Regions from separate parts of the Homo sapiens genome. Here region 2 is linked to region 1. Evidence: chromatin loops called from intact Hi-C (ENCODE). Cell type or tissue: heart right ventricle. All regions are shown on one strand. Region 1 has its middle 2.5 kb from the start of BMX. Region 2 holds the start of CLTRN (collectrin, amino acid transport regulator).

What was found. Peaks named below come from ENCODE experiments on the same cell type or tissue, not always from the same donor. Only the 100,000 strongest peaks of a DNase experiment are listed, where the experiment ranks them.
Region 2: it touches region 1 in a loop (3-fold over the local background); 30 of 110 quality-filtered maps call a loop at or near these places.

What each region holds. Positions count from the first base shown.
Region 1 is chrX:15,497,040-15,499,539 of GRCh38, forward strand. No RefSeq gene overlaps it. Among named protein-coding and RNA genes, the nearest start is that of BMX, 2.5 kb to the right of the region's middle. In heart right ventricle, a CTCF peak has its summit at 1,018 (motif pointing right); a DNase peak (open chromatin) is centred at 1,042.
Region 2 is chrX:15,663,537-15,666,036 of GRCh38, forward strand. It overlaps CLTRN (collectrin, amino acid transport regulator), which reads right to left and starts at 1,269. Exons shown (of 6, transcript NM_020665.6): 1 at 1,182-1,269; 2 at 801-859. The coding sequence starts at 1,239. In heart right ventricle, no CTCF peak of the experiment used is centred here; no DNase peak of the experiment used is centred here.

The DNA of each region.
Region 1 (2,500 bases):
TCCAATAAATTTTATTCACAAAAACTCATGGGGCTCATAGTTCGCCAACTCCATGTAGACCACAAATACTTACCTCCGACTAGAAAAACAGGAGTAAGATTGACAAAATGCCAACAGTCTATGTAAAGGTTTCATGGGTGACAGGACAGGACATGGCTGATAACAAAAGGAAACAACAAACATTTTTGTGTCTACCTCCACCTCCTACTCACCCATTTCCTTTCATTAAAAACAGGGCAGTTTGTTCCGGCACTGAACCTGAGGTTTGATATGCAAGCACCCTTAGGAGAGGTGACATGTTAATCTTCAATTCTAGTAAGTGTGAATAATTCACATCTGATCCCAACTTACAAGCAGATTATTTTAGCACCAGAAGGAATACATGCAGGAGGTAATGGAGTGACGTCCCCAAAGAAGAGATACCCATGAACAAAGTTCAAACTGCAGAGATAAGCTGTTGGAGCCCTTGTGGTCTTACTCTTTAGTGAGGAGAGACAAATAATAAAGGTAATAAATAATTAAATTATGTATTATGCTATAAGGTGATGAGTCCTGTAGAAGAAAGAAAACACAGAGCAGAGTAAGGGAGATTGGAGTGCTGGGTGGAGGGTGAGGCTGTGATATTAAACAGGGTGGTCTGCGTAGGGCTATTAGGAAGATGCCATTAGAAGCAGAACCTGGAAATGAGGACACGAGCCAGTCAGATATCTGGGACAGTTTGCCAAGCAGAGGATACTGCCAATGCAATGGCCCTGGAGCAGATGTTGCTCAGAATATTGGAGGAGTAGAAAAGATGCCAGTTTCAGGAGTGGTAAGATGAAGTAGAATAATCATGTGATGATGTTAGAGACAGTCCTAGGGGACCAGAACAGGGGGGACAAGCGAAGAGTTCAGACTGGAGAAGTGCTAAGATGTGACTTACATTTAAAGAATCACTCTGGCCACTCAGTGGAGAATAGACTGCAGGGGCAAGAGTGGAAGAAGGAGAACAGTCAGGAGACTAGTACAATATTCCCCCTGGGGGTGGTGGCAACTCAGACCAGTAGGTGGCAGTAGAGGTATTGAAAAGTGGCCAAACGGGGGTACATTTGCGGCTAGTGCTAACCTTATTTCATGAAGGATTGAACGTTTGGTGCAAGAGAAGGGTAAAAATTAAGGATGACTCCATATTCTTTAGCCAGAGCAACTGGAGGGGGAGAGTTCCTATTAGCTGAGAAGAGGAAGACTGTAGGAAAAACTAGTTTTGGGGGTGGGGGGGTGGGTGTGAATCAGGAGGTCAGCTTTGGACAAGTTTTGACATATATATCAGATATCCCAAGTACAGATGGACAAGTTGACAGTCAAACATAAGTTTGGAATTCAGGGAAGAGGTCCTGGCTGTCATAAGCATATAGATGGTGTTTAAAGCCATGAGTCAAGTGAATTTTCTAAAGTGAGAGAAAAATACAGGTCAGCCACAAGCCAGAAGGACTCTGATTATCTCATTTTCTTTCTTCCTCTCTCTCTCTCTCTCTCTCTCTCTCTCTCTCTCTCTCTCCCTCTCTCTCTCTCTCTCTCCTTCCCCCTTTCTCTCTCTCTCTCTCTGACAATGGATTCTACCAGGTTCTTTTTTATTTTAAAAATGTAAGCACAAGTAAACAGGCTTGTTCACATCATGAAGTCAAATTATCCCATGCCATGTCCCTTTAGCTGTGGCCTGCTAAAGGCTTGCATGAACAAGCTTAGGAGAAAATTCCTAAAATTCTAACTGAGTAAAGATGACAATGCAGAGTATAATTTGAGTAAATGAAGTCATATTATCGTAATAGCAGATTGCCAAAAGTTAGGATGTAACTAAACTCATGGAAAATACAGAGCCAAAGAAACAGGAGAAGTAGCAGAGGAAGTGAATGAATAGAATAAAGTAAATAAATCTGTGACATTTTGCCTTAGAGGAAACCACTCCTCCCAGCTGTCCTTGGGTGTTTTATGCCCCCAAGAAGGGATGGAAATCCCAAGAGATTGTGCCCAGGTGTTTCCACAGTTATACCGACTGTATTAGTCCATTTTCATACTGCTATGAAGAAATACTCAAGACTGGGTAATTTATAAAGGAAAAGAGGTTTAATGGACTCACAGTTCCATATGACTGGGGAGGCCTCACAATCATGGTGGAAGGTGAAAGAGGAACAAAGGCATGTCTTACCTGGTGGCAAGCAAGAGTGCGTGTGCAGGGGAACTGCCCTTTATAAAACCATCAGATCTGGTGAGACTTATTCACTGTCATGAGGACAGCACGGTAAAAACATCCACTCCCGTGATTCAATTACCTCCCACTAGGTCCCTCCCACAACATGTGGGGATTATGGGAACTACAATTCAAGATGAGATTTGGGTGAGGACACAGCCAAACCATATCACCAACTCCTCCTTCCCCTACCCTAAGTTTACTTTTTATTCTAGAATCGAACTTTTGCCATATTACCATATATAAGTTGTGAAGTAAATACAAATCGCCATG
Region 2 (2,500 bases), 170 kb after region 1:
AGAAAGTAAGATAAGTTCTCAATAAATGCTGGCTGTTATAACAATCATTACTCATTGAGTCAATAATAAAATACCAAATTGATGAACTGGCCTGCAAACAGAATACCTCTAAGTTTCTTTAGCACTCTTTTTTCTGTTTCTATGCCTAAGGCATCTTAACGTCACCTTCTATTGGGGAAAAAATTTTGCAGACCACACTAGGAAACTGAAACTAGAATTAGACAATACTGTCTTTTTAATTCAATGATCTTTACCATTCCTATAGCCACATGGGCCCTATGACTATTTTTTAAACTTCTATTTCATAAGCATATATTTCATATGTTACTTTGATAATTGAGAATAATTGAAGAAACTTCAGGTTCAAATTGGAAATTTTTTGTGCTATGAAAGACTTTATGTGGGTAGAACTATCCCTTATTTTCAATGGTAGAAAATCGAGGCTAACAAAATTCAAATGACCACAACGGTGAGGAGTAGACCCAGTCCAGACCTGAACGACTGACTCAGGCCACTTGGCTTCACTATCCCGAGTTGAGATGCTGGTTTTTTAAGTTGTTTTGTGTGGCACAAAACTTCACATGTTGCCTAGCATACACTACTGATTAAATACTTTAGGCAAACCTACTTTATTAAAAATTCATATTATTCTATAATCTATCTTTAAGAAATCAGATTTGAGGTCTTTAGAAATAATTTATTCAAGATTAAGGTAACTATGCAGACAGGCCCATTATTAGAGAAAGCACAGTGTTATTAGCAAACAAAATTTAAAAAGAACACTCAGGTGCTCCACTTACTGCTTTATCTCCCAGAGCTGTTCTGATACTAAGTCTCACTTTAAAAGCATTTTCTGCACCTGCCAGAAAAGAAAAAAGAAAGAGCAGTATATGATGATTAGGATCTGCCAAAACAGAGTCTGAAAAATCCTAATATGTAATGCAACTCAAACTAATGGAACAAAGAACTACAATTAAACAGCCCCAAATACTCCTGGAAGTTTAACCTAAATCATCTTAGATGGTTTAATATTTTCTTTCAAACTCATTAAACACTCACTGCCCCAACTTTCAAGCCACAACATGTCTGCAGATTTAGAAAAATAAAGAGTTCTTTCAGTCGATGACTTGTCAAACATGTAGAAAACTGTTCATCTATTTTTAAATTTCAAGGCTACATACCTGGTTGACAGAGTTCAGCATGAATGGCAGTCACCAGAAAAAAGAGCAGCCACAACATTCTTTCAGGGTGGAAAACACAAGGCAAAGTGAGAAAAAAAAAATCCACGCTGCACTTAAATCTGCCTTAGCCATTCTGTGACCCGGATTAGAATATCAGAGAAACAAGCGAGCCACCACCAAAAAGGTTTAATGATTAACACCCATCATTTGGGTTAATACTTCCATAAAAACAGCCCATCTCCTGTCAGTTATTTATGAAAACCTGTTTGGAAAACAGATTAGTTGTTTTCCCTACTCTGACTCTACCTCAAAAGAATGTCTTCTTTGCTGACTCAAAGTTGGAATCCTCCCCGACCCCTTCTGCGATTCTCTGGTTACGTGTATGATGGGAAGAATTGAGTCCTGTCTAGAGGTTTCCTTGACATGCACTTCCCACCTTTTCGAGGCTGAGATACCTGGTTCTTAGATAGGCTATCTTCATTCAGGAAACAAACGTGACTCCCTTCTCTCTGGTAAACAAAGGGTGCCCTCCGTGAAGGGCCTCACCTGACTCTCACCACAGCGGGTGAACATCCCAGGAGAGCTTCGGAGCTTCCTCTTACCTACTTAAGGTTAGAGGGTGGGAGGAGAGAGAGGATCGAAAAACTACCTATCGAATACTATGCTTATTATCTGGGTGACAAAATAATCTGTACACCAAACTCCAGTGACACACAATTTACCTATACAACAAAACTGCACAGGTGCCTGCACATTCACACATAGGGAATGATTGTGTTCAGCCCTGAGGTCTGGCACTTGAATTAAATCAAAGTTAATGATACAGAGCAGCACTGTCCAAGGGACATTCTGTGGCGATGGGAATGTTCTGTGTCTGTACTATCCAATATGGCAGCTACTACAGGTAGGAGGCCATTGAGCACTGGAAATGGAGCTAGTGTAGCTGAGAAATGGAATTTTTGTTTAATTTAATTTAAGTAGGCACATGTGGCTACTGACTACATTGGTCAGTACAGCAATACAACAGTAATTAAAAGTTACCCACTCTGAAGTACCTTCACTGGGTTATTTCTCTGATCCTCAGACACTTCACAATTGTTATCATCATCTCATACGGGAGGGAACTGAGGCTCCAGCGTTGAAGTCATTGGCAGCAATGGGATGAGTGGGATGGGTGTCACTTTACCAGCTAGGTTGACTTACACTTGAACCCTGTCTCCACCACACCCAACTGCTCTGTGTCTCTGGTCACCATTGGTCAAAATTGGAATTGATCAAATACCACAGTCTCACTGATAAGTGGGAGCTAAACATTGAGT